Linked DNA regions of Homo sapiens: region 1 is linked to region 2. Evidence: read pairs that join two places in POLR2A ChIA-PET (ENCODE). Cell type or tissue: HepG2. All regions are shown on one strand. Each heading gives the region's core, and the rest is flanking DNA. Links, peaks and the distances in the headings are about the cores only. Region 1 overlaps PITPNM2 (phosphatidylinositol transfer protein membrane associated 2). Region 2 overlaps PITPNM2 (phosphatidylinositol transfer protein membrane associated 2).

Region 1 (16,150 bases), core at 3,357-11,356, 71 kb before region 2:
GTGAAAGACATGAATATAGAATACATAAAGACTATAAATAGCCTCACTTGGACTATAAATAGCCTCACCTCAGTTCAGGAAAAATTTTGCTGCCAAATGAGTTACAAAAAAGTGTCTGGTTTTCAGTGTGCTGGATTTTGGAATTGAGGATAAGGAATTGTGGATCTGCACATCAATGTTTTCACCACATATCTGTGTGAACCAACTGCATATCACCCCTGCTTCACCCCACTACCAATGCAGGACAGATGAGGGGTGACATGTGCTCTGCCTCTAAAACTCACCAGGCCCTGTGACCTTGGGGAACACAGTCCAAAGAGATGAGTCACACACGAAAGCAAATGTGCACACACACACAAACAGCAATGCCTATAAATATATTCATAACACAGGCCTGCGGGCACATAGGTCCACAAGGACGCAGAGCCCAGCTCTGCTGACGGAACCTGTGTTGCCCCAGGGCCCGCTGACCCCTGCTCAGGGCAAGGCCTGTGTTTCCAGGCCTGTGACTGGGCAAGCAAGGGTAGGCAGGAATGAGGAACACGGCAGGGCTTGGTGGTTGAGAGCTTCCTCATCTCTGCAGTGTGGAGAAGGGGCAGGTATGCCAGGCAGACCTGGCTCTGGTACCAGCACTGCCACTGCCCAGCCGGTGGCCTTAGATAGGTGGCCTTGGGCAGGTGGCCTGCGCCCCTGGCTGGGCTGCATTTCTTCACCTGCAAAGTCTGAGTGAAACAGGCCTCTTGGGCTTGGTGAGAGGCACACAGGAGCCCCCAGGGCTTGGCACACAGCTGGTGCTTAGGAAGTGCTTGCTGACTCTGTTCTGTGACGTTGCTTAAATGCATAATATTTAAAAGAGGGGGCTAAAATAAGTGGCCCCTTCAGTCCCAGAAGCGTCTCCCTCTCCCCCAGGGCTCTCTTTGGAGGCAGAGCCCCTTGTGGGTCTCTGTCCTACACCAGGGCTCTCTGGTCAGAATGCAGATGAGACCTACTGGATGCTCTGGCTGCCAAGAGCAGCCCCCACGAGACCAGGCTCCAGGTCTGGAAGGAAAAGCCTAGAGCAGGGACCCCTGGAGGAGGGGTCACAGCATTGCAGGCAGAACTCAGGCTTTGACATCAGAATGGTGCTCTGATCACACAGCTCCACCCCTCACTTGGTCTTAAGGAAGTTACTTAAACTCTCTGAGCCTCAGTTCTTCATTTTATAGGTGAAGGTATGTGGACCTTCATTTTATAGGTATGTGGACCTAGTCCAATACCACACACACCTCATAGGGTAGTAAGGGGAATAAATTAACAGACAATCAATGTAAAGCACCCAGCACACAACACCCAAGCAACAGCAGCAGCCGCTATTATTACTATAATGATGATGGTGATGGTGATGGTGATGCTGGGGATCAGCCCTGCTAAAGAACTGTGTCCCCACACTCAAAACAGTCAGGACTAGGGGAAACAAATCATTGATATCATTTTGTCACTATGCATTATTGCCAGCCTTCCCAGGGTTGGGGCCGTTGCTCACTGTTTCGACCCTCCCAGCAACGCTGCCAGCAGGCAGACAGACGCACTCTCCCCACTCCAAATTGGAAAATGGAAACCAAGAGAGCGACAGGGACTTGGTCAAGGTCATCGGGCAAGTCAGTAGCAGGGAAGGGATGAGAACTCCTCATTCTGGGCCCAGGGTGACACCAAACCGATCCCAACCAGCACCCCAAGGCCTGCAGCCCACAGGAGGCTCTCAGCCACCACGGGGCACAGGTATGTGCAGGAGCATCAAGACCTGGGCTGGGGGTGGCACAGGGCAGGGGAGCTGAGGGGAGTAGGGAACCAAGACATCTTTCAACTGGCCCAAGCCCATCGCGCACAGTCTGGCTCCTCTATCTTTGGCGGGGAGCCTGGGGCTATTTCGGGAAGCTCTGCGCACAGCCCGCCACTTCCCTGCCAGGCTGACTGGGTCAAAAACAAAACGAGCCCAGCAACACCCCTGTGTCAACAGGGTGGGAAGTGAGGAGGCACTGAACAGCCCCAAATACAACAGCAGGAACAGGAGAAAATCAGGGAAGGTTGTGGGGGTAAGCACATCACCCTCACCCTGCAAAAAAAAGCTAGTGGGAAACAAACAACACAATGAATCAGATGCAGCAGGACACAGGGAGTGACTAGCTCTGGGGCCAGACCACGTTCACATTCAAGCCTTGTCTTTGAGCAAGTCCTTTACCTGCTCCAGGCCTCAGTGTACCCATTTGTGGACCACCACCCACCTTGGAGGGTTGAGTGGGATTAAATGAGGTGACAGTGAGGCACTGGGCACCTGAGATGTCCTCAGCCTGGGCCTGCCATGCCCTGCTCACCCTTCAGAGCCTTGCTCAGAGTCTCCCATTGGGACAGCTGAGCTACAGCCCCCATTCTGCAGGCACTTGCCACCCACAGCCGCTGGAGGCCCCTGGACGGCTGCACAAGGCCCTGTCCATCCTTGTGCAACTGCAGTGCTGAGCCTGGAGCAGCTGCCTCATCGGTCTGTGAGGTCAAGCTCAAGGGGCCACCCAGAAGGCTTTCCGAGAGCATCCAAAAAACCAGAAGAAAGGGTGAAGAGGTCCCCGATGGCATCCAGGGTTCCCCCATAGCCCTCCAGTCACTGTCATGGGGCAGGCAGCAGGACTCAGCTCATCTCTAGCTGCTGCTTTGCAGGGGCAGCATGAGAGCCACCTGGTGCCAGGGACAGCGCACAGGGCTCTGCCCAGAGCAGGTGCACAGCAGACACTGGAGACGGAGTCAATGGGGAACCAACGGGGCTGGCAGGAGAGGCAGGAGGATGCAAGACAGGAACAACCATTTATGGGGCATTTCCAAGGCACCAGGCTCTGTGGGAGCAGCTGACACACCTTGTCCCAGCAGATTATGTCTTTTTGACAGGTAAAAGCAAGGGGCCCAGAAAAGGGAAAGGATTTTGGCAAGTTGGTGTGAGACTTGCAGGAGGCCAGCAAGCTCAGAAGGGCTGTTCATTTTAAATGATTAATTGTATGTAAAGCCTGTGGGTGTGAGGATGAGGAGGCAGCTCCCCAACAGGCACCCTGGGCTGGCCTGGGAGCCTTAGGGGACATCATCCCCAAGGTGGTCTGTTGGTTCTCTCACAGCAGGAGGATGGGAAGGAATGGATGGTGGTCAGGCAGCCACAGGGGCACTGGTACTGGCAACACTCAGCACTTCCTGCATTCAGGGGCACCCTCTGTCATCCTGGACAGCAGAGACTTCTAGAAGTCAGATGCAGGAAGTGCTTCCCAGAGCAAGATTGTCTTTCATTAACTGCTGGAGACGTGGGGCAGAGACTCACCCAAGGTCTGCAGCAGGCCTAAGCCTTGTCCCTTGTTGTATCCAGCCCTGTATGCGTTTGTGTGCGTGTGTGTAGACAAATGTCACCTTCACAGCTGAGGTGTCAGTGTGTCTCATCTGCGATGGGCCAGGGGAAGGAGATGAAAGCTCTTGCAGGTGCCATGTGTTGAAATGGCCACTCCACCATGTGCCCAGTGATGTATCCGAGAGGAGCTCAGGGAGCCAGGGCTGGATGCAGGCAGACAGCCTGGCCAGGAAGGAGGCCAAGTGTCAAGATCGAGCAAGGGGAGGGCCTGACGAGGGGTAGAGAAGACCAAGCTGGGAAACACACGGAGTGGGCTGGTGCAGGCAGGGGCAGAGGGTGAGGGGCCGTCACTGTAGATGCCCTGAAGACTGAGCATTGTGGGTACTCCCCACAACCCACAAACTCATGAGCCAGCCAGGAGCAAGAGCAGGGGTCTGGCTATGTATGCCACCATCATCTCCACTGCCTTTGTGGAGTGAGTCCGTGACCTCACCCCACAGCTGTTGGGGGTGGGGGCATGAACCTCTGAGACAAGCACAGACTGAGAGCTGGGAGACAGACAGACTCCTCTCTGCAATGCCCATCCTGTGAGAGGGGCTTAACCACCCCCTGGGATGGGCTACAAGGTACTGCTATTAGAGAAAGTTCCTATACTGAACAGTTTGCCCCACTGGGACTCAACCTGGGGTCTTGATTGACTTTTTGGAGCCACATGCAGCCTTTCTCCTCCAGGACACCTTAAAATACGTGTCTGACTAGTACACCCTCTCCACAGTGGCTGCCTACTGGACCCCCTCGGCTGCTCTGGGCTCTCTGATTCTACTCGTGGAGGCAAAGTCGCCCTTGCTGATGACAGGGCCTGAGGCTGCTAAAAGCCCTGGGTGTGTTTCCTGGGACCCGCTGCCAGGCCACACTCCCCGGCCAGTGCAGTAGGTTTGCCCTTTATCTGGTGACATTCTGCCTGCTGGGTGCAAGGGGTTGAATAGTGCAGCCCCCTCCCCAAATTCACATCTAACTAGAGCCTCAGAATGTGACCTTATTTGGAAATAGGGTATTTGTGGATATGATTAGTGAAGGATTTCTAGATGAAATCATACTGGATTGAGGATGGGCTCAAAACCCAATGACTGGTGTTCTTATAAGAAGAGGAGAGAGTCTACAGCCATGGCCATGCATGGTGGCTCATGCCTGTAATCCCAGCACTTTGGGAACCAAGGTGGGTGGAACACCTGAGGTCAGGAGTTCGAGACCAGCATGGGCAACATGGTGAAACCCCGTCTCTACCAAAAATACAAAAATTAGCTGGACATGGTGGCACATGCTTGTAATCCCAGCTACTCAGGAGGCTGAGGCAGGAGAATCGCTTGAACCCAGGAGGCAGAGGTTGCAGTGAGCCAAGATTGTGCCACTGCACTCCAGCCTGGGAGACAAGGGTGAAACTCCATCACACACACACACACACACACACACACACACACACACACACACACGCAAAAGAAGAAGAGGAGAGGACACAGGAGACACAGGAGAAGGCCATGTGAAGGCAGAGGCAGAGACTGCAGTGATGCAGCCACAAGCCAAGGAACACTTGGGGCCACCAGAAGCTGCAAGAGGCAAGGAAGGATTCTCCTTGGAGCTTTCAGAGGGAGTGTGGTCCTGCTGACAGCTTGATCTGAGACTTCTGGCCTCCAGAACTGTGAGAGAATAAATTTCTGCTGTTTAGGCCATGCAGTTTGTGGTCATTTGTGACGGCAGCCCCAGGAAACTAGTACATTGGGTTTGTGGCATTGGGAAACAGGACACACTCTGAGCTGACCACATATAGGTCAGCTAGTGTCTCCTGCTCCGGGCACCCTGCAGGAGAACAGCCAATGGGTCTCTTGGCTGGAAGGGTGACACTAGCATCTGGGCAGGACTGAGGCAGCCTGTCACCAGGCTGTTAGCAGGGCTGCAGCCCAATTAGCTCAGGGCATGCGAGGAGCCAACGGTGAGAAACCCGTCTGCATCCAGGCTCTTAAGACACTTGAGGGGAAGTAGTCATGTGGCCCAAAGTGCACTGGCCTCCCCCTGCCCAGCCTCCCCACTTTCTCCACCTCCCCACATGGTACCTGAACAGCTTTTTCTAGGCCCCCATGTCAGGTCAGGCCAGCTCAGCTTTGCTAAAAATCCACGGGCACGGCCGGGCACGGTGGCTCACGCCTGTAATCCCAGCACTTTGGGAGGCCAAGGTGGGCGGATCACAAAGTCAGGAGATCGAGAACATCCTGGCTAACACGGTGAAACCCCGTCTCTACTAAAAATACAAAAAATTAGCCGGGTGAGGTGGCTACTTGGGAGGCTGAGGCAGGAGAATGGCGTGAACCTGGGAGGCGGAGCTTGCAGTGAGCCAAGATTGCCCCACTGCACTCCAGCCTGGGCGACAGAGCGAGACTCCATCTCCAAAAAATAATAAATAAATAAATAAATAAATAAATAAATAAATAAATAAATAAAAATAATCCTTGGGCACACCAGCCCTAAGCAGACAGCCTTAAGAACTAACGCAGGGACTGCAGGTCTTTCTAATCAGAAATGCTTGAAGCGAGATCTGAGAAATACTTAACAGCCCCCTAACCCCAAGGGGCTCAGCATCCCCTACCTGTCTCCACTTTTGGAGACCCTCCCATAATGGGGAGCTGAGGGAGTTGGCCAAGACTTTTGGAAGCTTTAGGACTATGACCAAGGGTTTCTCTGAGATTCTGCAGAGTTTGGAATCTCAGAGAGCTCCAGCACTTACGAACCCCAGGCACCTCCACCACCCCAACACCATAGGCTCTGCCCACTTCAAGGGACATGGTCAGGACAACTGTAGGATTGATAATGTCAGAGCCAAGATGGTTAAGTCCAGCTTTTCTCAAACTGAAGTACAGGGATGAGCTGCTTTAGAAACACCCAGTGAGCTTGTTTAAAATGTAGATTCCAGGGCCAGGTACAGTGGCTCACACCCTTAATCCCAGCACTTTGGAAAGCTGAGGTGGGAGGATTGCTTGAGACCAGGAGTTTGAGACTAGCCTGGGCAATATGGTGAGACCCCATCTATACAAAAAAATTAAAAATTAGCCAGAAGTGGTGGATTGTGCCTGTAGAACCAGCTACTCAGGGGACTGAGGCAGGAGGATGACTTGAGCCCAGGAGGCTGCAGTGAGCTATGATTGCACCACTGCACTCCAGCCTGGACAACAGAGTAAGACCTACTCTCTAAAAAAAAAAAAAAGGAAAAAAATGCAGATTCCTATGCGCTGCTCCCAGACCTGCTAAATCAGAACCTCTGTGTGAGAGGCCTCAGAACCTGCGTTTTAAACACATCTCCTGAGGTTATCAGGAAGCCCTCCAGAGAATGAAACACGGGGCCTGGTACAATCTCCCCTGCAGACAGATGGAGAGACTGGAGACAGGACAGGGATTGCTGCAGGCCACGCAGCAAAGAAAAGGCCAGAGTCCACACCTCTCCTGGGCTTGCTGGGGTCCCTATAGGCCTGGAATCAGATGGCCAGAGTCCTCTGTGCTCAAAGAGCCCTTCCCCCAGGTGAAGCTTCCTCGCCTTCCAGGCCCCCTGGAAGCCTTCCCAAGCCCCGTGGGCCGAGTCAGCACCCCGGGCACCTTGCGCCCACTTTCCTTTTGGCATTTATCAGACTGCACTGTAGCCACATGTTTGCCTTGGAGCTCAGGGCCCGAGCCTTGTTCAAAGTTGTGTCCCCAGGGCTCGGCCACAGCAGTTGCTTAATAAAGGTAGGTACCCAGCAAATATTTGTTAGATAAAAGATTTTAATTCCAAACTCTGTCCCAGAACAGTTGTCTGACCTTGGGCAGGTGACCCAACTTCCAGGCCCCTTCCTGGAACAGATTCTGGTCATCTGCCCTGACCGTTTCCCAAGGTGACAGTGAAAAGCCAGATGCAATGCACTCAGGAAGCTGCCCAGCAGTGGGGCTCTGCACCCGGTGCTCATATGACAAGCAGGGGCTCACTGAGTGACTGGCAAGGAGCTAAGAGTCCCCAGGTTGGCAAGACCCAGCCAGGAGAGTCTGCTGATAAGATACAGCCCAGGGACAGACGAGTCCAGAGGTTCTACTAGCCTTGAGCCTGGGGCAAGAGGTCGCCATGCCCTGGCCCCTAGCCCAGCTCTCTTCACTGCTCTTGGGGCTTAAATCATGCCCTAAGCCCATGTCCACTGTGGGGAGCAGGGACTGGGCCCTGAAAGCTATCAGACTGCAAACAGAAGATCACATCAAGTGGTGGTAACAAGGGCCTGGGAGCTGAAGCAGGTCCCTGGCCTGTGTGGGCCTTAGTGTCCCAGCTATAGTGAAGGGGTTTGAGCTGGACCGTATCCAAGGGCCCCAGGACCGTGTGGGCAATGGCACCGCTGTCACAGCTGCTGTCATCAGCACCCTCAGGGCCTCATGGCAGGCATTCATGTTGGTGTGGGCATCAGGGAAGGTCTGCTCCTCTGGACAGAGGCCTCCTAGAACACCCAGGCCGGGCAGCCCAGAGGAACATGACACACGCTGAGTCTGGGAAGCAGGCGATGTCCCCCCTCCCAGCTCCACTGGCTGCCCTGAGGAGCAGAGCTGCCCATGGGATGGGCTCCCTATGAGACAGGATGCTCCTCGGTGTGCCACTTCCTCAAGCCAGGCAGTAACAGCTTACACAGGCCAGGCCTCTTCCAAGGAGGAGCTGGGGAGCTTAGGCCTGCCCCCCATGCCTTCTAAATAACCCCACAGGACCAACCGGTTCTTCAGACCAGGCTAGTTGTGGGGGCAGCCCTAAGGGCCCCACATCAACATGCCCCTTCGCGCATCTGCCCAACTCAGAGAATGCCGTGACGTGTGACTCATGTTGGGGCCACATGGAAGGGATGTCACCGAGTCACCAGGTCAGCCCTTCCTAGCTGCAAACAGGGGGATGCAGGGAAGGAGGCCAGCAGAGAGAGGGAGTTGAACTCCGTTCTGCCTCCAGGAGCCTATCCAGCTGGCCCAGCTCAGTGTGATTCCAAGGAACTCAGGAAAGCTGCCCTGGGTCTGCCTGGCTCAGTGTCCCCATCTAGCAGGTCCGACCTGGGATCCTCGAGTGTCCACTGTTGCTTGGGAGGGAGCAACAGGCTGAACTCTTGAGTAGGGTGGGCAGAGGGCTGCAGGCAGCAGAGGGGGACAGGCATGCCGGCTCTTCTCTAAGTTGAAGCTGCCAGCTGGTGTCTCAAGCATAACTTCCAGCCCCTGCTCTTTCTGGGTCCAGGGGAGGCCCCTCCTTGGCACTGCAGCCATATCCAAGTTTCAGCCATGAAATATGGAGCTGCTCATCTTTTCCCTGTGCTCCCCATAAGCCACACTGCTGACCACGTGTTGTGCTTCCTAGGGTGGAGGACAGCCAGAGAGAGACCCGCAGGCTGGATAACTCTGCTGCCCACCTTCCCCTGAGGGCAAGCTCAGTCCAGGGAGTGGCTCTGGGTTCAGGTGGCTGGCAGGGTACAAACGGCTCGATGATCACACCTCCTGACAGAAAGCTCTGCTGGCTAAGACACCGCACTGGCTCTCCAAACATTTGGGAGCATGAAAAGCAGCGGTTGGCCTGGCCCTGATCCTAGGACAGCCTCTGGTACAGAGCAATCTGACACTGGAGGAGAGCCCCACAAGACGATCATCCGCTTCACACGCTCCTGCGACGAGGCAGGCAAGAAGCACAGAATCTTGAATTCTCACACAACGCCCATGGGGGGACCATCACTCCCATTCCACACAATAGGAAACTGAGGTGCAATGGGATTAAGCAGCTTCTGTGGGTCACACAGCCAGGACTCAAAACCCGAGCCTATATGACTACCAAGTTTTGCTCTTCTACCAGCTTAGGAAGGTCCTAGAGCAGCCCAGTCCCGATCCTTTCCATCTCAGGAATCTAGAGTCCTGGAAAGGGGACTTCAGCCATGCAATTAGCACAGGCCCAGCAGGCAAATGAAGTCAGGCGGAAGGAGTGTTTTAAATTTACCCATTCCCCATTCTCTGTCTGCACAGGCTTGACAAAGCCTGTTCACAGCCACAGGCTGTGATAATGGTGTGCCCACGCCTAGAAAGCTGTGAAGTGCTTTACAAGGGCACAGGGTGACAGGAAAAGTGAGGACGCTGGCATGAAACAAAGTGCTGGGCACACACCATCCATTTGTCCTTCCCATTCTCCTGAGGGCATCCATCGCTAACTCTGCTGTGCACACCAGGAAACTGAGGCTCCGAGAGGTCAAAGGAATTCTCCAAGATCTTATAATCAGGCTGATGGTAGACAGGGGACAGGGACAAGGTCTTCTAACTTGCATTCTCCCCTGCCCTCCAGCCCCTGAGCATAGTCTTGCTTAGAGAAAGGTGATGGGGACTTGATGAGGAAAATTCCTCTCACTATGGCAACAAGGTGGGGAAAGTGAGGCACAAAGTAGACAGCAAGTTAAGGCTGGCAATTGTCCCTCTCCTGTCTTCTCCCAAGACACACCTACCATTTGCAGAGTGACAGAGCATGTTCAAGTCCCTCATTCATTCATTCCCACCAAACTTGGCTTTGTCAGGGAGACAGTCAGGTCTCAGAGAGATCCACTGGGGCAGAGCTGGGACCCCAGACTCTCAGACTCCAGGCCTAGTGCTCCCTGTCAACAGCTGCTCAAGGTTTTGAGGTTAAACATTCATCTGAAAGGGGCTTTCAGGATGCCGAAGGCAGCAGAGAGGGCCACAAAGCTGACCTACTGGGTAAACCTGCAACTGAACGTTGGACCAAATAAAACCAGCACCCAGTCAGGAAACCATCATAAGATACAACTTTCCCTCACCTGGAGCTCTGGAAGAAGAGGCTGTGGCCACCAGGCAAGGGCCCTGGGGAAGTCATCCAAGCCAGAATCCGGAGCCCCAACAGGGATCAGGGAAGGAGCCTGACTTCCGAGGCCTGGTGTTTAGGGAGAGCCCTGCCTCTTGAGAGTTTGGCTGGTGTGATTCCATCGCCTGCCCCCCTCCCCAGAGCTCCCTATCCCCTTCAGGGATGGCCAGCTGTCTCCAGCTTCCATGAGGATGGAGCTTCCGTTTTATTCACTTGGCTTCTCATGGGTCGTTAAGGTACAAACCCTCTGCTATTTGTTACATCGGTATACTTTCAACCTCTTAGGAAGAGCTCTTAAATGGATGAGCCTTTTTTCTTCCATATTTCATTTTCATATAGTCTCTAAGCTACGGAAAAATTGCAAAACTAACATAAGAACTCCCCTCTACACTACCCAAAAGCAGCAATTGCTTCCCTTTTGTTCCATCTGCCTTGCATCTGTGTCCCTCCTGCTCTCTGTGTGCATCTCTGGGCATAAACACTCCTGACCCATTGAAGAGTAAGTTATGGGAATGCCTTGTCTCTAACAACAGCCTACCATTCGCCACCGCCTACACAGGTGGTTCATCTCCTAGCACATCACACCTGTTCTCTGTGGTGAGACACATGAAGTAGACAGTGTTATCTCTATGTTACAGATGAAGAAACTGAGGCACATATCTCCTCATGTGCAGTGCTGCTCCTACTACCCTGAGCCACCAATGCTGAAATCCTCAGCCTAAAACACATAGACCCCACGATGCAGACTGTCTTTCTGATGATACATGATGTAGCAATTTTTAAAAGAAAGGGAGCCACTCTGCTCCTATAGCAGAATAACAGTGGATCAGGATCAGAGTGACCCGGATTTTCCACAGTGTAGAGTGGCCTCGTACTCTGGGTGGAAGCCCTGGGGCAAGTGAGTGGTAGGGCAGATGCAGGGGGCTCTCCTCCAGCTCATCCCCAGGCTGCCTGCTCCTTCCTCTCTCTAATTCCTTCCTTTTCTCTTCTCAGACAACTAAGGTGGGTGGCCGTGGAGTGCAGGGAGAGTGAGCACCCCCCAGCTCTCCTCACCCAACCTCCTTGGCCTCCTCCCATACTGAGCACCCGCTGAAGGACAAGGGCTGAATATAGTCTTCAGGCCAAGAGCCCAGCAGCCATGCCCGGTGCAGAGCAGGTTGCATGTATAACTAATGAGTGAGGCAGAGGGAGGGAGGGAGCGAAGGAGTGAAAGAGCCAAGGATCCAAGTTCTGGTTCTGCCTTCACAGGCAGGCTACTCAACCCTCCGAGACTCGGTCTACTTATCTGTAAAATGGGAGCAACGCCAAGTACTTCTAGGGTGGCTGCAAACTGTTAAATCAGATGAGACTTGGGAAAGTGTCTGTGAAGTGGATTTAAGATCCCAGTGCAGACATAGGTTAAGGAGTTTGCTGAGCCCTGCTCTGGGAATTGAAGCAGAAAATGGGAGAAGCAGAATGCAAAGTTAAAGATGCCCAAATACAAATGCCACACTCACATTCACTGCACACACTCTCACATACCCCATAGGCACACACAGGCACATATACATGCCACACACATGCACACACACCTCACACACACAACATACCACACATGCACATATAAATACACACATGTCCATATGCACACAACACACACTCACATATACACCCCCCACATGAGCACACCACACACGCATATGCAAACACATCACACACCTCACATAGACACACACATGCCTACACATACACCCACCCACCCACACACACACACAAACACACACATATGGCCTCACAGCTCAGTACACCCTAAGCTTATCAGTCTCTGATGAATCCCTTCCCTTTGGGCTGGCGGCCCTCAGAAGCCCTGGACAGAAAGCCAGCACCCAGAGGCTCCCCTGCAGACACAAACATGCCAATCCCTGTAATACACCAGACCATGCAACAGAGCACCAGGGAGGAAAAGAGGGAACAGAGGCAGCTCTTTCCAGAAGTGGACAGGGACAGTTGTCTCACTCAGGTGAGACACTGAGCTGTAAAGCAATGCATAAAAAGGACAGCTGTCTGATCTTAACAATCCTGGGAACCGTTTACATGGGATCATGTTAGCATGAGAAGAATGCCAAATGGTAGGTACACCCCTGCTAGCAGGCAGGGAAAACATATTTGTGTGTGCGTGCATGTGGGTGTGAGCTTGTGAGTTGCATGTGCATGCCTGCATGGCATGTGCACATGTATTTGTGTGAGTGTGCATGTGGGGAGGCTGTGTGTGTGTATCTGCAAGCATATGTGCACTTGTGGGCAAAGGCGTGTATGTGCATGTATAAGTACGTGTGTGTTCAGGAAACTCACAAGAGAGACTGGGGGAGAGTTTAATGTTCATGAGCTTCTCTCTTCCTGCAGTTTAAGTCATCATGCAACACCACCAACAGACTTTTTCAAAGCTAGGCACGGGCTGGGCGGGGGCCAAGGCAGATGTTCTGAGTCCCAGAATCTCTGACCCGCATCAGAGCGGCCTGTCCTGCCCAGCACAGCCTGGGTGGTGGATTCCACCATGCTGCAAGCCAGGCCAGGGAAAAATAAATCAGACTTTCTCCTGGGAGCTTCACTGGCTTCGTGGGGTCTGTCTGAACCACAGGGCTTCCCACCACGCCCTTCCCTGAATCCCAGCGCTCCTGTCAAATTAAAGAAAGAACCACTCACCGCCTGAAAGCCAGCCAATGAGGTGATTATTCCAATTTTCCTGGAACGAGCTTTCCACACTTTCACAGGCTGGAGCCATCGGCGGCCCAGGCTCCCACCTCTCCAAGCTGCTCTCACGCCCCCTGCGGCTCCTTTCAAGTTAAGTCACCACTACGTGAAGTTATACTTTAGAGCAGCCGCTGAGAAAGGACACAGGAGGGCGGAGAGGCTGGGGCAGAGCACTCACGATCTACCTCAGGCAAATGCAGCCAGGCTGGAGGAGCCGGCCTCTCTCCTCAAAAGCCAGCTTGGCTCTGGCTGTTCTTTTGACTTTTGGGCTTGGTAACTGAACACACACTTGCATTGCCCTGAGCTCACACGAAAGCCCTCAGGGCAGAGGAAGCCCAGCAGCAACGGCAGGGCCGGGTGCCTCCCATAGAGGCTGAGAGCAGAGATGACGATCAGGTGCTGCCACTTGTGGGCTGGCCTTTAAGGTGTCACATCAGATTTTCCGCTCACTAGCAAACCAAAACCAAACTAAACAAAACTAGCACATGGCCTCCCCGCCCATCACATAACTCGTAAACCCATCAGAATTCCCAGCAACCAACCAGAATCCAGATGCCCGTAATGTTGTTAAGAAGCCTGCACACCGCCCAGATGCCAGGAGGGTCTGGGTGATTCTCCAGCCCCAAAGCAGAGGAAGAAACAGCACAGACCTGTGCAGACACAAAAGCATTCCTCTCATCCTGCCCAGTTGTAACCCATCTGATTGCTCAAAGAGAAGCACCAAGAATTGAGGGTCTCTGGGGGGCTCAAAGGCAGTTTTAAAGAAACAGGGCTTTGGGGAGATAAACATAGTTTAAAGATGCCCAACCACAGAACCACACAGGGAGTCCTGTCTCAGGCCACCTTCAAGGCTCTGATGCTGTTATTAAAACAATCTGACAGAGAGAATGCTGAAACAAAAAACAGAATCCAATCAGGTGCTCATGAGGCTGAAGTCCTATATTCAACTATTCACTTTGTGAGCCAATTCTGGTCCCACCCTCAATCCCCACTGCACCCTGAGACACAGACACATACTGGAACATCTAGACTTCTCTGCAGTCAGCCCTCCAAGTTGAGTGCCTCTTTCAGAGTTGACTATGGGTTCCCTGGTACCTGAACTCTGAAGCTCCCTGGTGAGTCAGACAGGGCTACTTGGTGTAACACTTCCTATTTAAAGATCAGAGAGGGGTTACTCTCAGACACCATTCAAACCCATAACTTCTAAGAACTGGGTGCTAAATCCGGTTTCTTTGGCCCTCACTTTCCATCAACACGGGAGCTGTTCTTGTTGACAACCAGGGGTTCTTTTTTCCATTGCCTGCTGCACAGGAAGCAGAGGTCACGGTGGGAGCTGCCTGTGCCGGGCATGGGTCGGAGTGTGTCTCCCCGGGCTGCGCTGCTGAGGGGTTAGCCTCACAGATTCCCTCTGGGAAAGCCACTTAAGAGTCATTCTGAATGCATCTACTGGGGATGGGGAAGAAATGATGCAGAATGTTGACCCACTGGGCAGCAGGCTTGAAATCCTGCCTGACCAAACTGTGCCGAGGGGCTGTCCCAAACAGATGGTGCTATCCAGACAGACACACTGGCAGGGCCGCTCTGCCTGAAGCCAGCCAGCAGACGATCCTCCCTACACCACCTTCTTGGAAATCTTGGTTATGGGGGATATCGGGGTGGGGAGGGACACCCCTTGTTATCAGGGGTGGAGAGGGACAAAACATTTCCTCACTGAACTCTCATTTTCAGATAATGAAGGATTGGTCAGAGAGACAGCCAACGTGTGGCCAACAATCACCACTCCAGAGCCCTGCCCCATCTAGGGCGCACGTGCATGCCTCTGAATTTCCTCCCCTTTCCTTGGTCCAACCACAGTCCAGGAAAGCAGATTTTCTATGCCCCGTGGCAATCACAGTGGAAAATGGAAGTACAATGGAGTGCTGTACCTACCCAAGCACCAGGAGGCAGGAGTCGAGCTACTCACAGACTCCCTAGAGGAGAACTCCACGCACCCAAACTCTGCTGTGCCCCCTCTGAGTTCTGAGCATGCCAGGTGAGGCCTCTCCCTCTCTCTCTCCCTCCATCCCAGCTCTTCGGAGAGAAAGCAAGCAGCCCGCGTGACCAGACAGAGCCTTCCTTGCTAATAAACCCATCCTGAGGCTGTGACATGTTTCAGAAGGAGCAGAAAATTACCTTTTAGGAAGCCAATGTGAGGGAAGGGGTGGGGGGACAAAGTATCAGAGCCAGGAGGTGTGCACCACAGGAGCCAGGCTGGGGTCGCGCAGCAGCCTCCCATCCCTGCAGAGGTCCGCTGAGCTCCCCATGCTGCCGGCCTCAGGGGGCCGCCCCCAGCACGCAGCTCTCCCAGCAGCCCATGCCTGGAGACAGAGGACACTGAGGAGCACGCGTGTCCCCAGGATGGGTGGACGGAGGAGCTGGGAGACTGGGCAGGGATGCCGGAGGAAGGGAGAAAGGCAGGCCGGAGAGGAAGGGGTGGGGAGCGGAGAGGGAGGGCGGGAAGGAGGGAGAATTGATTTTCTCTCCTCCACTGGGACCACTGAGCTGAGTTGCCATGGAGAAAGGGGAGCCGCTGGCAGAGCCCAAGGCGGGCGGAGGAGCCATATGCCAGAGGGAAGGCATCAGCAGAGAGCCAATCCCACAGTTCTGCTGCTGCAGCCTCCCCCATACCAGGCCTCAGGGTCCAGGTGGCCAGGCGGGGAGGGGTACCGGCCAGACCGGTGGGCAAAAGCAGCAGCTGGTGGCCACCACCATGCCAAGGAAAAGGGAGGAGATGGGGGCTTTCTCGCCTGGCTCGTGGTGCTCCGCTGCCCCAAGAGCCTGGGCCCTCCGTCTCACGCCACGATGCCCAGCCAGAGCCTGAAGTCGGGACCCCAGAGACTAAAGTGACCCTCTCCCCGGGCTTAGGTGATACCTTGTGTTAGGGGAGGCGTTGTGGATTTCCACCTGCCCGGCCTCCCTGTTTCTAAAAATCTGTTGCCAAATCCTGAGTCACATCTTCCCACCCTCAGGGATAAGGGGATACCCACCTATGGAAGGGCTCCGATGGCCCAGTGCCACCCATGTGGGAAGCAGAGGAGAAGGGAGGCTGCTGGGCACAGCAGGGGGAGGGGGCTCTCCTGGACACACTGGCAGGTGGATGGGGACTCCCAGGCTCCCCACGCTGGGTGGCATCTCCCATCACG
Region 2 (16,150 bases), core at 3,389-11,388:
AAAAAGTTTGCTCAAATCTCTATGTCCCCAGATCCATGTTGGCCAGACTAATCTTGAACTCCTGACCTCAGGTGATACGCCCACCTTGGCCTCCCAAGTGCTGAGATTACAGGCGTGAGCCACCGCATCCGGCCCCAGCCTCATTACTCTGAAAAACATAGAGACTGAGGGATAGGCAAAGATTTCAACAATATAAGGAATATCTCCAACCAGGAGCTACTTTATCCATTTTTTTTTTAGATCGAGTCTCGCTCTGTTGCCCAGGCTGGAGTGCAGAGGCGTGATCTTGGCTCACTGCAACCTCCGCCTCTGGTTCAAGCTATTCTCCTGCCTCAGTCTCCCAAGTAGCTGGGACTACAGACGCGTGCCACCACGCCCACCTAATTTTTTGTATTTTTAGTAGAGACAGGGTTTTACCATGTTAGCCAAGATGGTCGCGATCTTCTGACCTTGCGATCTGCCCACCTTGGCCTCCCAAAGTGCTGGGGTCTGCCAAGCCCGGTGACCACCCCTGAGCCATATGACCAGGTAAGAGCACACCCAGGACATTGGTGATGTGATGGAAACCACCACTCCACACCTCCTGCAAGAGTCTGCGGCGGTGTCACCCACAGGGTCCTGGACAAATGGGCTTCGCATGAGTCAGTGCCAGGAAGCCCTCCAGGCACAACCGTTCTTGCACACACAAATGCCTCCTTCAAACCAGGCTGCAGGGAGGCTCCTCTCAAGCCTTGAAAACATGAAGTGTTCCTTCTTGGGTGCGCCCAGGACAGGTTTTCCCACTTACAAGGGAAAAAAAAAAGGTTTTACAAAATGCTTAGATTCCAAGGTTAAGTAGGCTTTTGAGCCTACTTAACTCCAAAAGCCTATTTAACTCCAAAATAGGCCCGTTGTGTGGTGAACTGTCAAAAGCAGCACTTTAACATAAAGCTCAGGGCCAGGTGGCCTAAATTTGAATCTGTTAGCCATGGGACCTTGAGGAAATAAGGCCTCTGCGGGACTCAGTTTTCTCATCTGTACAACAGAGCTGACTACAGAGGGTTGTTGTGGGATGAAGTGAGGCTCTGATATTCAGTAAGTTCCCCAACAAGCACAGGTGCTGTAGCTGGTGGGCCTAGCAGGAGAAAGCTCAGAAATTCAGCTGCACGATAGATCATGTTTTGTTGGTGGGCTAGCCTGGGAACCTAACCATGTGGACAGACATTCTCATGGAAAGCAGCCTTTCGCAGTGCCCACTCTGTGTCAGCTGGAAACGCCCCACACCAGCCAGCACTTTACACATGCTGAATTAAATGTGGCCACACCCAGTCTAGGAGACCACAAAGGCAGAAGTCAAGCAAAGACGTCCAGGGTGAAGGTGGGATCCTTCCCGGTGGCAGGAACAAACCTGCAGCCTATAGGTAGGTTCAGGTTCCATTTTTTTAAAAAAGCAAAAATAAAACATGTTTATAGCTAGGAATAATGTACTTTCATTTTAAATATTTTTAAACCATTTGACGTTTTAAAAATTTTACTGTGATAACCATAGTAACATATGACCCCCCCCCTTAACAAAACTTAAGTGTAAAATATGTTATTGTTGACTATAAGTACAATGTTGTATAGCAGATCTCTAGAGCTTATTCATCTCACTTGACTAAAACATTATGCCTGTAGATTACTAACTCCCCATTGCTTCCTCCCCTCAGACCTGGCAACCACCATTCCACTCTCTGAGTCTATGAATTTGACTACTCTAGGTACCTTGTATAAGTGAGATCATGCAGTATTTGCGTTTCTGTGACTGTTCTATTTCATGTAACATAATGTCCTAAACGTTCATCCATGTTATTCCACGTGGCAGGATTTCCCTTTTTGTTTGGTTTTTTAGAGACGGCGTCTCGCTACGCTGCCCAGGCTGGAGTGCAGTAGCTATTAACAGGCGAGATCATAGCACACCATAGCCCCAAACTCCTGAGCTCAAGTGATCCTCCCAAGTAGCTGCAACTGCAAGCCCGTGCCACCCTACCCATTTTGGGATTTCCTTCTTTTTCATGGCTGAATAATATTTTGTTGAATGTATATACCACATTTTCTTTACCCATTCATCAGTTGATGGACATTTTTTAATTATTTGGTTTTTTAATTTATCTTTGTTAATTTCCCATGAACATACATTACTTAAAATTTTTTTGGCCAGGCGCAGTGGCTCACCCCTGTAATCCCAGCACTTTTGGGAGGCTGAGGCAGGTGGATCACGAGGTCAGGAGATCAAGAAGATCCTGGCTAACTTGGTGAAACCCTGTCTCTACTAAAAATACAAAAAATTAGCCAGGTGTGGTGGCAGTTACCTGTAGTCCCAGCTACTTGGGAGGTTAAGGCAGGAGAACGGCGTGAACCCAGGAGGCAGAGCTTGCAGTGAGCCGAGATCGCACCACTGCACTCCAGCCTGGGCAACAGAGCGAGACTCTGTCTCAAAAAAAAAAAATTAAACTCATTTATCAAAACCAGAAAAAATAACAAAAAATAGAAATTTAACTTGGTGTTAAAGAAAAGGGCCTCCTTCTTGTTCTTTCTGACTCCCCCTCAGTCTCAATCCCTGTGGCCTTCAATAAATCAACCCCTCGGCCTCAGCTTATCTTCCATGTAATCTAGAACACAGCTCACAAGATTAAGAGTATGATTATTTACCATATTACAGCTAATTCACAAATGGCCTTAAAATTCTCAAAGCATGTTGAATGCAACTCCTCCTTAGTCACCCAGCCCTAAGTTAATAATTAAGCACTTGGCCAGGCATGGTGGCTCACACCTGTAATCCCAGCATTTTGGGAGGCTGAGGTGGGTGGATCACGAGGTCAGGAGATTGACACCATCCTGGCTAATGCAGTGAAACCCCGTCTCTACTAAAAATACAAAAAATTAGCCAGGCATGGTGGCAGGCGCCTGTAGTCCCAGCTATTCAGGAGGCTGAGGCAGAAGAATCGCTTGAACTCAGGAGGCAGGGATTGCAGTGAGCCGAGATTGTGCCACTGCACTCTGGCCAGATAGAGCGAGACTCCGTCTCAAAAAAAATAATAATAATAATTAAGCCCCCTTAATTGGTGAATATGGAAATGTACAGAACAGCGTCATAGGCACCACAGCACACAAAATTGACCCTGGCCTGATAATGGATTTCCTAAGTCACTTGCTCATGGAGCACTTCCACATCGAAAGTTAATTAGCCTAATGAGGGCAAGTGTGACTTCGTGAATGCCAGACTGACTTTCCGCTCTGAGCCAGCCACCCAGGCGGCTGCCCATGTCATCCTCCTGGATTCATTTCCTGGAGCACCAAAGAGGCGGACCAAGGGGACAGAACTACAGGAGGCTATGTGTCTCGTGCCTTCCCTACCACTATCTGTTAGGAGTCAGCACACATTCTGAAGGCCACCAAGAGCCAGGACACATACCTGCCACCTTTTCCTGGAGCTGGCCCCAGAACCTCTTCAGGAAAGGGGGCCCTCTGGCAGATAGAATCACAGGTGAGCCCCTCTGGCTCCTTCCAGATCATGGAAGGCCGAGGTGGGCAGAAGAAGGCTGTGCCCTACCAACCCTCATACTCATGACTGATGAATACCTGCTCTGTGCCTGACCAGGACAACAGCAGCTCATGAGTGTACTTGACAGCTCATAAAGCCACCCTCCCAGCCAGTCTCTCTGAATCCACACAGCAGCCTTGAGGGACCACTGCTACTGTTACCAGGTGGGTATTGGAACCAAGGCACAGAAAGGTGCTCTCGTGGCTGGGTGCAGTAGCTCACACCTATCATCCCAGCACTTTGGGAGGCCGAGACAGGCGGATCACTTGAGGCCAGGAGTTTAAGACCAGCCTGGCCAACAAAGTGAAACCCCATCTCTACTAAAAATACAAAAATTAGCGGGACGTGGTGGTGCGTGTCTGTAGTGCCAGCTACTCAGGAGGCTGAGGCAGGAGAATCACTTGAACCCGGGAGATGGAGGCTGCAGTGAGCCAAGATCACACCACTGTACTCCAGCCTGGGTGACAGAGCGAGATTCTGTCTCAAAAAAAAAAAAAAAGAAGAAGAAGAAGAAAGCAAAACAAAAGAAAGATGCAACTGTCAGTGGTCACTTACCTTGGAAATGGGACAACTGATGTCTCTGGGTCCCTAAACCCTCCTAGTTCAGTTGTCTTTTGTTGTTCCTCATCCAGAGGCAAACCAAAGTCAAAATTTCACTAGCCCAGAAACATCTAAACGTCTATCAATGGATGAATGAAGAAAGAAAATGTGGTGTATGCCTACAATGAACCATTAGTCAGTCTTAAAAAGAAAAGACGGCCGGTGCAATGGTTCACGCCTGTAATCCCAACACTTTGGGAGGCTGAGGTGGGTGGATCGCTTGAGCTCAGGAGTTCAAGACCAGCCTGGGCAACATGGCAAAACCCCATCTCTGCAAAAAAATACAAAAATTATCCAGACATGGTGGTGCGTGCCTGTAGTCCCAGCTACTCGGGAGGCTGAGGCAAGAGGATCACTTGAGCCCAGGAGTTCGAGGCTGCAGTAAGCTGTGTTGGTGTCACTGCACAAGCAACAGAGAGAGACCCTGTTTCAAAAATAAAAATGTTTAAAATGGTAAATGTTATATTATGTATATTTTACCACAAAAAAAGGAATGAAGTACTGATCCATGATACAACATGGTTGAACCTTGAAAACACTATGTTATGTGAAAGAAACCAGACACAAAAGGCCATACATTATATGATTCCATTTAATATAAATATGAAATGTTCAGAACAGGTAAATCAATAGAAACAGAAAGTAGATGAGTTGTTGCCAGGGGGCTGGGAGAGGGAAGAATGGGGAGTGACTGCCAATGGGTGTAGGGTCTCCTTCTGGAGTGATGAAAGTGTTCTGGAATTCGATAGAGCCAGTGAGTGCACACTGCTGTGAATATACTATATAACACTGAATTATATACTTTAAAAATCCTTTCAATTTTATAAAATTAAATTTTAATTTTACAGGCTGGGCACAGTGATTCACACCTGTAATCCCAGCACTTTGAGAGGCCCAGGCAGGAGGATCACTTGAAGCCAGGAGTTCAAGACCAGCCTGGGCAACATAGCAAGACCCTGTCTCTACAAAAAATTAGGCAATTAGCCAGGCACTGTGATGCACGCCTGTAGTCCCAGCTACTTGGGAGGCTGAGGCAGGAGGATCCCTTGAGCCCAGGAGGTTGAGGTTGCAGTGAGCTACGATTGTGCTACTGCACCCCAACCTGGGAGAGAGTGAGATCCTGTCTCAAAAATAAATAAATAAATAATTAAAATGGTTAATTTCATATCATGTGTAAATTCACCTCAGTTTTTAAAAACAGACAATCGTTGGCCAGGCACGGTGGCTCACACCTGTAATCCCAGCACTTTGGGAGGCCGAGGCAGGCGGATCACAAGGTCAGGAGATGGAGACCATCCTGGCTAACACAGTGAAACCCTGTCTCTACTAAAAACACAAAAAAATTAGCTGGGTGTGGTGGCGGGCGCCTGTAGTCCCAGCTACTCAGGAGGCTGAGGCAGAAGAATGGCATGAACCCGGGAGGCGGAGCTTGCAATGAGGCGAGATCGTGCCACTGCACTCCAGCCTGGGCGACAATGAGAGATTACCTCTCAAAAAAAAAAAAAAACAACAGACAACTGCACATCTCTGCCTTCTTTCCTGCTCTGTCCAAAGCCTCACCTGGTGCCTCTCTTTTTCCACTGGGCTTCCAGAGACCCTTCCTGTCCTCTCCCACACACCACATCTGCTGGAATCTACTGCATTTTCTCTCTGCATCTGAGGCCTTAACATGGCCAGAAGCTTAGAATCTTTCTGGGTTATTCTAAGCACCTAGGCAAGACTATAGTGAGAGTAGGAATAAACTGGCAATCCACCACCTGGAGAGAAGGGAGGCCCAGCCCTGAGACCTCATTGTTTGCTTTCTGGGGAATCCCTGTCCATCCCAGAGGCCAAGTAGTCCACTTCTACTTTTCCAGGTATGACTTATTATCACCCCTTCCCCACAGACCACCTCCCCCAAGTTTTCTTTCATCCAGAGATTTAATTAAATCCCTCTTTCAAATTTAGAACCAAGTTAGGCAACCTGAGGAAACCTAAAAAGGGATAACTCAGTGTCCCCTGGCACCCCACAGGCTGGCTGGGACACCCAGGTCCTGGGAGCTAAATCAAGAGGACAGCAACGCAGGTCTGACTCTAGATGGTCTGAGAAGTTCAAGGGATGTGTCTCTATCTAGATCAAGAACCAGGTTCAGCTGCTCTGAACATGCCCCCTTAGGCCCCCGGGGAACGCAGGCCCTATAACTCCTGCTAAGGGGACCTGAGTCAGAGGTTCCCACACTGGGACCACCTGCATCACCTCTTAATCCTCTTAGCCCAGTGGCCACAGGCCCTTCTGCTCCTTCAGCCCAGAACAGCCCAGAGACAGCAAGGAAAGTGGGCACCCCCAGAGGACACAGCCACCAGTTCCAGCCTCCTCCTCCCCAACCTGGCTTCCTGTTGCCCTATTCATGAGGTCAGCTCTGGGCCCCTGCTCCTTCTTTAATGAGTCAGAGAACAAGGAAAAGAGCAAAAATGAGCAGGCTCAGGGAAAGATGGAGACTAAGCTGGCTCTGGCTGGAGGTGAGCGAGGCCCCTCCTCCAGGACAAGCCGCTAGGAACTGTGCTCTTTTTAAAAAAATCCCCTGCCCCACCCCCTAACAGAAAGGAGGCCATAAACAGGGATCTGCTTGACCAGCTGTCACCCAGCCAGTCTGAACGTTGTTCTCCCTTAAAGGGAGAAAAAGGCACTGACTCTCAAGTAAGACTCCTAAACCCCCCAGGACCACACCCCAGAGGCCTAGCTAGACCCCACTCCTGCTCTCTAACCTCCAGCCTACAGGTGCATGGCTGGACAACTTCACAAGTAGGTCCAAATTTGGCCTCAAAGTCACATAGACAGATGTGATCCCAGAGCATGTAATCCTGTCTTGGTGAATCTGCTCTAAGTCCATGCATCCCTTTGGCCTCTTTGAAAAGGAAAAGCTACAGAACAAACAGAAGAGGAATTCTGTTTTCCTCTTGGAAAAAAGAAAAGGGAAAAAAAAAAACCCCATACAAACCCAAATTGAAAGGTACTTTGTACTGCTTAGACTCAACTAGATCAGGAAATACTGATGGATTTTTTAAAACAACAGCACAGGCTGTGTAACAGAACATGACCAAACACAAGCATGAACATGAGGGATCAGGTCTAGAGTCCAGCCAGCAGTTAACTCCCTGTGTGGTGAGGCCTAAGTCATGACATCTCTGAGTCTTAGGGTCCCCATCTGTGAGACACAAAAAATGAAAGCACTGAGGGCCATACCATGACTTCTCTGAGCCTCAGTTTCCTCACCTGTAAAATGGGCACAGCAACATTTGTGAGAGTCCTGTGAAGCACAATGGGCAGAAGTATGCCATGCACTGCGGTGTCTTAGACAAAAGGTGGGTAAGCGGGAAAGGCCCCTCCCCTCTGCACCTCCAGCCACTGCCTCTGCAAGAACAATCCACAGACGCTGGATCACTACCATGCCACTGGGCCTGGCACCAGCAACTCAAACACAAATAGCTAAGATCCCCCCAGCCTGAGAAGCAGCTGGGATACGCCAGGGATGCCTCTGGTTTGGAGGCTTCCCTGGAGAAAGAAGAGCAGCCGTCTCCTGGAGAGGGAAGAGCAGCCGTCTCCTGGAGCAGGAATCTTAAGCACCAGAAAAGCCCATAACACAGAGTCGACGAGGCTGGGTATGGTATAGGAGCCACTGGCCTGAACCCTGCAAGCACCAGTCCTGCAGCTCCCAGGCCACCAAGACAAACCTGAGTGAGCTGCACGTCCCAGATTTTATGAGCCGGCCTCCAGCTCACTAGCTGTGTCCTTGAGTCTTAATCCCGCTCCACTGCCAACACCCCACACCCAGCCCTGTGATCTCAGGGTTTCAGGGAAATGGAAAGTCATTCCCCTTTGTGGAAAGGTCAAACCCTTGGACTCGGTTTTTTCCAGTGCTCCTTCTGGCTCTCCTATTTGTTTGATTCTAAATTCCTTTATCCCCCCTGCTGGAAAGTCAGACAGAACATTCCTCAGGAAAGAGAACTTTTAGTGGGGGTGTGGTGGGGAGGAATAATTGAAGTAAAATGAAAAATGGGTGAAATCAGGTACTATAAAATCTTGGTATTCAAAGAGTGCACGACAAATTGCACCGGTCAGCAGTCACTACCGTGAACTCACAATGCTCTGGTGAGTCACCCAAGGCTGGGAACTGAAGTCAAACTAATACTCTCTATCACAGTACAGGACAGGAGCTCAGCTGCATACTAATGGCAAGAATCCGCTAAATGCATCCCTTGCTACTCCCAGCAGCAAATGCATAAGCTATTTCACACTCAAATATAAATTAGTGAGCTATTTTCCTTGCTGGGTTAATACAAATCGTGCTCTGGACCAATTAAGTAAGCCACTTCAAAACTTTGCTTCAGCGTATTGGAAAATGTCCCGCTTAGGGGAAGAATGAAGTCTCGAGTGATGCATGCCCAACTGATGGCGAAATAGGTGAGAGTGCTTTCAGAATTCTTGAGGATTTTGTTATTAATGGTGTTTTAGTGTTGGGTTCTTAAACACATCAAACAAATTTCCTTTAAACTAGTAGTTCCTGACTGCCATGGGGAAGGCTGCAGGCCTCCCACCTCCCAGATGGTTCAACCACAATAAACGTTTGGCCTGTCAGATGCACAACACTGATGAACTAATTGAAATATGCTGCAACAAGCAAACCCAAAATAAATGTAAAATAATTGTTTCCTTACACGATAACCCGCTGAAGTGCCTCCACGTCTGGCCACCCCTGCTGATTGAATGTTCCCCCTGCTCCGTGAGCCTCACTTATGTGTGGTTTTCAAAGGATTTAAATGCTTTTTTCCAGTGTGATTACCCACATGGGAAAAATTCTAATTGCAAAAAATGTTGAGTTTTTCTCCCTCTTATGAAAAAAAAAAAAAAGCAAGTGAAAAGTCAACTGTTATAAAGTACCAAGGAAAGCACTTAAATGGGCCCTTCAGTGTGAGAGGAAGAATGTCCTCCTGTTCTCCAGAGCACCGTCGCCAAGCCAGTGTTAAGCACGCATCCACACCTGTGGGGAAGCCCTGCCTCTCAGACAACCTCACGCCACTGATGAAAGCTGGGAATAGCCACCTATTTCTACCCTGACACACCCATCCCTATCCCCCTCCCCCCTCCCTCGATCCCTCCCTCCAAGGGGCTGTCTAGAGAGACAGCAGAGGGTGGAGCCAGCAGCACCCATAACAAGCTCTCCCACTGGCTCACCACCTCATGCAGGACACTGGTGCCCAGTGAGCCCTCCCTAGGGGGCTGGGAAGCCCAAGGGCCTGATTCTAATCCCAGGAGGACAACAGAAGCAAAGTGCACAGCCCTGCTCCACAGCACAGCCTGTGAGTCAGACTTGGAAGGGAAGCCCCCCAGCTGCCAAAAGAGAAAATTCAGGCCCTCCCCAGGAGCCACCTCTCAAAAGGGGAAATAAACAGCTCTGCAGAGGAGAAACAGTAATAATCCGTATGACGTACGTACGAACTCTTAAGAGGGCACACAACAGGCAAAAGACTTGGGAAAGCTTCCTCTGAGAGAGCCCAGGCATAAGAAGGCCACAATTTGAGGCATGGGGGCCCCAGGAACCCCCCATCTTGGCCTGAAACACCTCCGTAAGAGGATTATTCCTTTGGGAGAAGGATTGGTCTCAGCTCCTAAGAAAGGCCAAGTCTATTGCAGGGCTGCCGCCAGAACCCACTGCATGAAAGTACAGGGTCCCTCCTACCTGTAGACTTGAGCAGAGAGAGATGGGCACCATTCTGCTGGCAGCAGCCCTTCTAGAAGAAGCTACAGCAGGGCTGAGGGAGGACAGCTTGTCTTTCTGTAGCACCTAAGACAAGCAAACACAAGAATCTGCCCACAGCCTCATCCCGCAGCTCCAGTCTTCATCCATTAAGTACCATCAGCATTGTGAGGTGCCCTGAGCTAGGCTGGATACACCGTGGGGGCTGACATGATGCCAAAGGTGGCAGATCCTCACTATCCATGGATTCCATATTTGTGAATTACCCTAGTCACTAAAATTTATCTGTAACCCCAAAATCAATGCTCATGGTGCTTTCAAATTCATTTTCAAATTTGTGCAAATTGGCAAAAAATTTGAGTTGCCTGATGGCACATTCCCTGCTGAGGTTGAACGAGGGGACATCCTCTATCTTCCCATCTCAGCTCTCCTAATGGAAACACGTGTCCTTTTTGTGGTCTGTGCAGTGCCACATTTTTGGCACTTGTGTGCTTTGTGTTGGTGATTTTGCTGTTTGGAATGGCCCCCAATCACAGTGCTGAGGTGCAGTCTAGTTCTTGGGTGCAAGATGATTATGATGTGCAGAGAAAATCTCTTGTGTTAGAGAAGCTTCATTCAGACATGAGTCACAGTGTTGATGGCCAGGAGTTTAATGTTAATGAATCAATGATACATATTAAATAGGGTGTCTTTTTTGTTGTTGTTTTGAGACAGAGTCTCACTCTGTCGCCAGGCCAGAGTGCAGGGGCACGATCTCGGCTCACTGCAACCTCCACCTCCTGGGTTCAAGCAATTCTCCTGCCTTAGCCTCCTGAGTAGCTGGGATTACAGATGGACACCACCAAACCCAGCTAATTTTTGTATTTTTAGTAGAGATGGGGTTTCACCATGTTGGCCAGGATGGTCTCGATCTCTTGACCTCATTATCTGCCCACCTCGGCCTCCCAAAGTGCTAGGATTACAGGCATGAGCCACTGTGCCCAGCCAATTTTTGTATTTTTAGTAGACACAGGGTTTCACCATGTTGGCCAGTCTGGTCTCGAACTCCTGACCTCAGGTAATCCACCCGCCTCGGCCTCCCAAAGTGCTGGGATTATAGGCATGAGCCACCATGCCCGATCTCTTTTAACAGAAACATATATAAAATAAGATTACATATGGATTGGTTAAAGAAAATATTGTCCCCGCAGGCTCAAAGGAGCCTAACCCTGTGTTTTCCCTAGGAGCAGTGGTTCAGTGTTCACTAACTCAGTGTTTGAAGAGGGACTTTATAGAACATAACTATGTTAGCCAGCGTGGTGCACAAGTCTGTAGTCCCAGCTACTCAGGAGGCTGAGGCAGGAGGATCATTGGGCCCAGGAGTTTGAAGCTGCAGTGAGCAATGATTGCACCACTGCACTCCAGCCTGGGAGACAGAGAGAGACCCTGTCACAAAAAATAAAAAAAGAAGAACCTAACTATGGCCAACAATATGAATCAAATAACTATGCATACATGTATGCATAGTCAGGATATACTTTCCTCAGACAGAGCTATTCCACCCTACATTCATGTGCTCCTAAGGCTGCAGGTTGGCATGTCCACACCCAATAGGGAGTTTGAGCTGTCAGCTTCTGCTCCAAGGCTGGAATCAGCCTTGAGGTCTCTTGGGTCCTGCTGCTGCTCTGATAACACTCTGCCTTTTCCCTGGACCCATGACTCCCGCTGACGTCCCTGATCATGACCTCTGATCTTTCTGACTAGCCAGGTCTTAATAAGACCCCTTTCCACAATAGAGATAAGGGACTTCAGAGGCAATGGCACTCAAGGAAAAGCTTTATGAAGAATGGGGAACTTCAACAAGGAGAGTGTGAAACTGATTTTTCCATGCTCTCTCTCCAAGGTTGTCTTGGGTTTTTGATTTGTCTGTTACCGGAAACCTGCCTGTTGGTTAATCTCCTTTGTGTCCTCTAGCAAGGGCAGTTGTTAATATAAGTAATTTGGCCAGCCACAATGGCTCACACCTCAAGAGGACTGCTTGAACCTGGGAGTTCCAGACCAGTCTGGGCAACATAGCAAGACGTCGTCTCTACTAAAAATATCGTTCTATCATAAAGATACAGGCACACGTATGTTCATTGCAGCACTATTCACAATAGCAAAGACATGGAATCAACCTAAATGCCCCATCAATGGTAGACTGGAAAAGAAAATGTGGTATATATACACATAGTATAGAATACTATACAGTCATAAAAAAGAATGAGATCATGTCCTTTGCAGGAACATGGATGAAACTGGAGGCCATTATTCTTAGCAAACTAATGAAAGAACAGAAAACCAAACACCACAAGTTCTTACTTATAAGTGGGAGCTAAAGGTGAGAACACACGGACACATAGAGGGGGGTAACACACACTGGGACTTATTGGAGGGTGGAGGGTGGGAGGAGGGAGAGGATCAGGAAAAATAACTAATGGGTACTAGGTTTAGTACCTGAGTGATGAAATGATCTGTATAACAAGCCCTCATGACACAAGTCTACCGACACAACAAACCTGTGCTTGTACCCCTGAACTTAAAAGTTAACAGCTGGGCGTGGTGGCTCATGTCTGTAATACCAGCACTTTGGGAGGCCAAGGTGGGCGGATCACTGGAGGTCAGGAGTTCGAGACCAGCCTGGCCAACATGGCAAAACCCATCTCTACTAAAAATACAAAAATTAGCCCGGTGTGGTGGTGGGCGCCTGTAATCCCAGCTACCCAGGAGGCTGAGGCAGGAGAATCGCTTGAATCTGGGAGGCAGAGGTTGCAGTGAGCCAAGATCACATCATTGCACTGCAGCCTGGGCAACAAGAGCGAAATTCCATCTAAAAATAATAATAATTTTTAAAAAATACAATAAAAGTTTAAAAAAAAAAAAGAGTAAGCAAATGCCAGCCTGCCCCTCCTAACAGCACTCGTCGTGTCTTTGACCATAAATGTTTAGCAGAGGTTTGTCCTGGTGTTGCTAGGTTGGGCGTGAGGAGGTCAATGCTCCATACTCATTTCACAGGAAACAAGGACCCATGTACAGGGCTGTCACTTTTAAAAAAGAGCATTAAACCGGTAATCAGGGACTTGGGTTCCAGGCTAGAAGAGAGGTCTTGTGCAAATCACTTCTATTCTGCCAGCCTCTGCCTCTCATCCTCAACAGGGTGCAGGCCCTCCCAGCTCCAGTCTTCTGGGACCCTCCATCAAAGATACAGAGGATTTGAAAAAGGCATCACCAGGTTCCCCACTTTAATATCTGGACCAATTCTCTCCTTTCCCACCAGAAGACCTGTTCTGCAGGGCCATTGTGATGACCAGAGATTTTAGACTCTAAGTCCTACACACCTTTACAGTTGCTGTGGACTATCAAAACTACCCATTCTTCAAGCCCCCTTCAAGTCCCACTTCTTTCAGGAAGTCAACCCTGACTGCCTTACCCAGAAAGGGCATCTCCTCCTCTGAACTCTACCTTCAACAACTCTTATCACACATACCCTTTGTTCCCCATGGACTCATCTCCCTAACCACACTGTGAGTTAGTGTGTTAGGTACAATGTTACCTTTTTATTTTTATTTATTTTTTCTTTTCTCACTCTGCTGCCCAGGCTGGAGTGCAGTGGCACAATCATAACTCACTGCAGCCTGAAACTCCTAGGCTAAAGGGATCCTCCCATCTCAGCTACAGGCGCACACCACCACGCCCAGCTAGCAATGTTACTTACTATATTTAATTCACTTATCCATACAGTTTTCCAGAAGCCTTTTGTGATGACTTTATAAAGAATATATATAGAGAGATTTATACATAAACACACACACAGAAAAAGAGACAGTTCAGGAAAGCAGCAATAAATATGCTGATGTTGAGGGTAATATAGTTGCTAGACAGAATATCACATTGTGTGCTGAGCAGCCTGGAAGCCAAGGAGAAGAGGAGAAACATAATCAGTTGGAAAGACAGTGTGGTATAGAAAGAGCCACACATAGTGTGGCAAAGAAGCAGAACTGAGTGCAAATCCAGGGAAACTTGGGCAAGTTAGTTGACCTCTCTGTGTGTCTTAACTTCTTTCTCTGGGAAAAAGGGGAAGAATACAACCTACCCTGCACAGTGTGTCAGGGAGGCCCAAGCACACTGCATGGTGCATAGTATACAAACAAAACGTGTTTTCCTTCCCCACTTTCCTTTTCATTATCAAAGGAGAAAGCAACCTAGTTTCCTGCGGGAAGGCAAAGTTTGCCTGGCCCTAAATTCTAAAAGAAAATTTTAATATGGGTCACTGTAAGAAGCCTTTAGAAAGGGGAAAATGCCTCAGATTATGGTTTTAGAGTAAACCAGATGAGGATTTGCCATGGCTCTATTTGATAACATTCCAGGGTACCAGTAAAAGCTTAATAAACATCAACCAAATGACCTACAGAGAAGCTGTGCAAAGACCACTTAGCCGCATCTGTGTTTGGAGGCAGGGAGTCCTGTTAAGCAGCTTTCAGGGTGACTATCTGCAAAGGGATTGATCTCATCTAAGCGAAGTTGAGAACTGGCGTACAATGGCTCATTTTGGATTGACTCTGCGGTCATAAGCAGTGGCTCCTCCTGCCCATGGCCAAAGACACTGGAGCAATACCACTACGCTTACATTAAAGAGCACACGGCCCTGGCATTTTTTCCAAAAACAGCAAGGCAGTGATCTCAAAGTACCAGACGTTTCCTCTGCTAATCTCTACAGATAACTGCACATCCTCTATGACTGGTCTTCTCGAAGACCAAGTTGGAAAGACTTTAACTAGATGGGCTGGTTAGGAGAGCATCTATCTGCTTGGTGTTAAAACAGGCCTCTAGACACGGAGGAAGGCAACGGGTCCCCATAACAGAGAATGTATAAGCAATCAACTCTGGACAAGAAGGGCTCTCAGTGGTGATCTAGGCCAACCCTCTCACTATTTTCCTAAGTACCTTACTGTGCAGCAAAGCATTGGGGATGCAGAGAAACGTGATACAGCACTAACCGCCCAGGAGCTCACAGTCTAGTGGGGGGCACGTGTAAACAGATAAGGGCCATTCTGTGTGGCAAGCAAATCAGACTAGGGTGGTTCGAAAATCAGAAGAGGGACCAATTCCACCTGCGAAGGCCAAGACTGGGTCTCAACCAGTGAAGAGTTGAAGGCACCTGGGGAGAGGGAGGGCATGGGAGCACCATGCCTTTGAAAGCCTCTAGGTAGCCTGAGAGGACTGCAGCTTAGGGTATGAATGAAATGGTAGGAGAGGAGGCAGAAAAGGTAGACAGGACCCAGATCCCAGGGGGCCTTAGATACGCAGAGGAATTCTTTCAGATTCCATAAGGTGCAACCAAAACCAAGAGAAACCAAGTGACTTAGTTAAGCTCCTGTAGCAAGTTATGGGAAAAGCCAGGCCTGGAACCCCAGTCTCTCGACTCCCGCAGTCCACTTCTCTCCCCTGCTGCCTCCCACGCCTGAGCAGCTGGGGAAGACCAGGAGAGAGAATGGCCCATTCAACACTCACTACCCAGAGAATCTGGAGTCTTTGCCTGGCCATCTTCAGGGCAGAGGATGTACTGTCCTGTTCACTTGGCAAGCCACTCCTTACAAGAAAAACAGCCCTTCCTAACTCATTGTGTTTCTCTCTGCAGTGGGAGAGGGCTGGAAGTCCATTCCAACCACAGAATACAGTCCCTTCATGGAAGGAAAGTAATTTAACAGCAACAGTCCAGGAATCAGACAAGCTATGGTCCCAGAGGCAAGCGTTGGAGGGGCCTTCTGCTCCACGGAGACACTGACTCCACGCAGGGTACTGACCAGGGCAGGAGACCAGAGATGAATCAACTCCAGCCCGGGAGCTCACCGTCCAGCAGGGGAGATAAGGCAGATGGAAAAGTAACTATAAAATAAGGCAGACGGTGATAAGAGTTACACAGGAGATACAGATAGCAGGCAGTGGGAGTTCAGAGCAGAGAGGAGTCTGGGGGATGGATGTTAGGGGAGATTCAGATGAAGGGGAGCACTTACTGCCTTCCCTCCAGAAGTGGGGGGTCTATCCTAGCAGCTCTGGTCACTCCCAGGTGGAGGCCGGGGAGAGAGCTGGTTGTGGACAAAGACAGATGTTCCAGTGAGGTCTCCTTTGAAGAATCCCGACTCTGGGTGGGGGAGGCAGGTAGGCCGGGGTGTTTGGAGAGGCACCCAGCCCACACTTCAGTGGGAGGGAGAGGAGTGCAGGATGTCTCTGCAGG

The links. ChIA-PET counts read pairs that join two places held together with the same protein. Peaks named below come from ENCODE experiments on the same cell type or tissue, not always from the same donor. Only the 100,000 strongest peaks of a DNase experiment are listed, where the experiment ranks them.
Region 1: POLR2A ChIA-PET joins it to region 2 with 12 read pairs; 15 of 35 experiments call an interaction of 5 or more read pairs at or near these places.

The regions. Positions count from the first base shown.
Region 1 is chr12:123,062,654-123,078,803 of GRCh38, forward strand. All of the region lies in intron 2 of PITPNM2 (phosphatidylinositol transfer protein membrane associated 2), which reads right to left. Among named protein-coding and RNA genes, the nearest start is that of PITPNM2-AS1, 11 kb to the right of the region's middle. RefSeq lists enhancers at 2,168-3,030, 3,189-3,690, 7,666-8,538, 15,295-16,016. In HepG2, for the core only: no CTCF peak of the experiment used is centred there; DNase peaks (open chromatin) are centred at 6,858 and 7,138; H3K4me3 peaks cover 718 bases.
Region 2 is chr12:123,133,847-123,149,996 of GRCh38, forward strand. The region is part of intron 1 of PITPNM2 (phosphatidylinositol transfer protein membrane associated 2); the gene reads right to left. Among named protein-coding and RNA genes, the nearest start is that of PITPNM2, 9.2 kb to the right of the region's middle. In HepG2, for the core only: a CTCF peak has its summit at 9,464; DNase peaks (open chromatin) are centred at 7,165, 7,965, 8,295, 9,375 and 1 weaker place; H3K4me3 peaks cover 2,806 bases.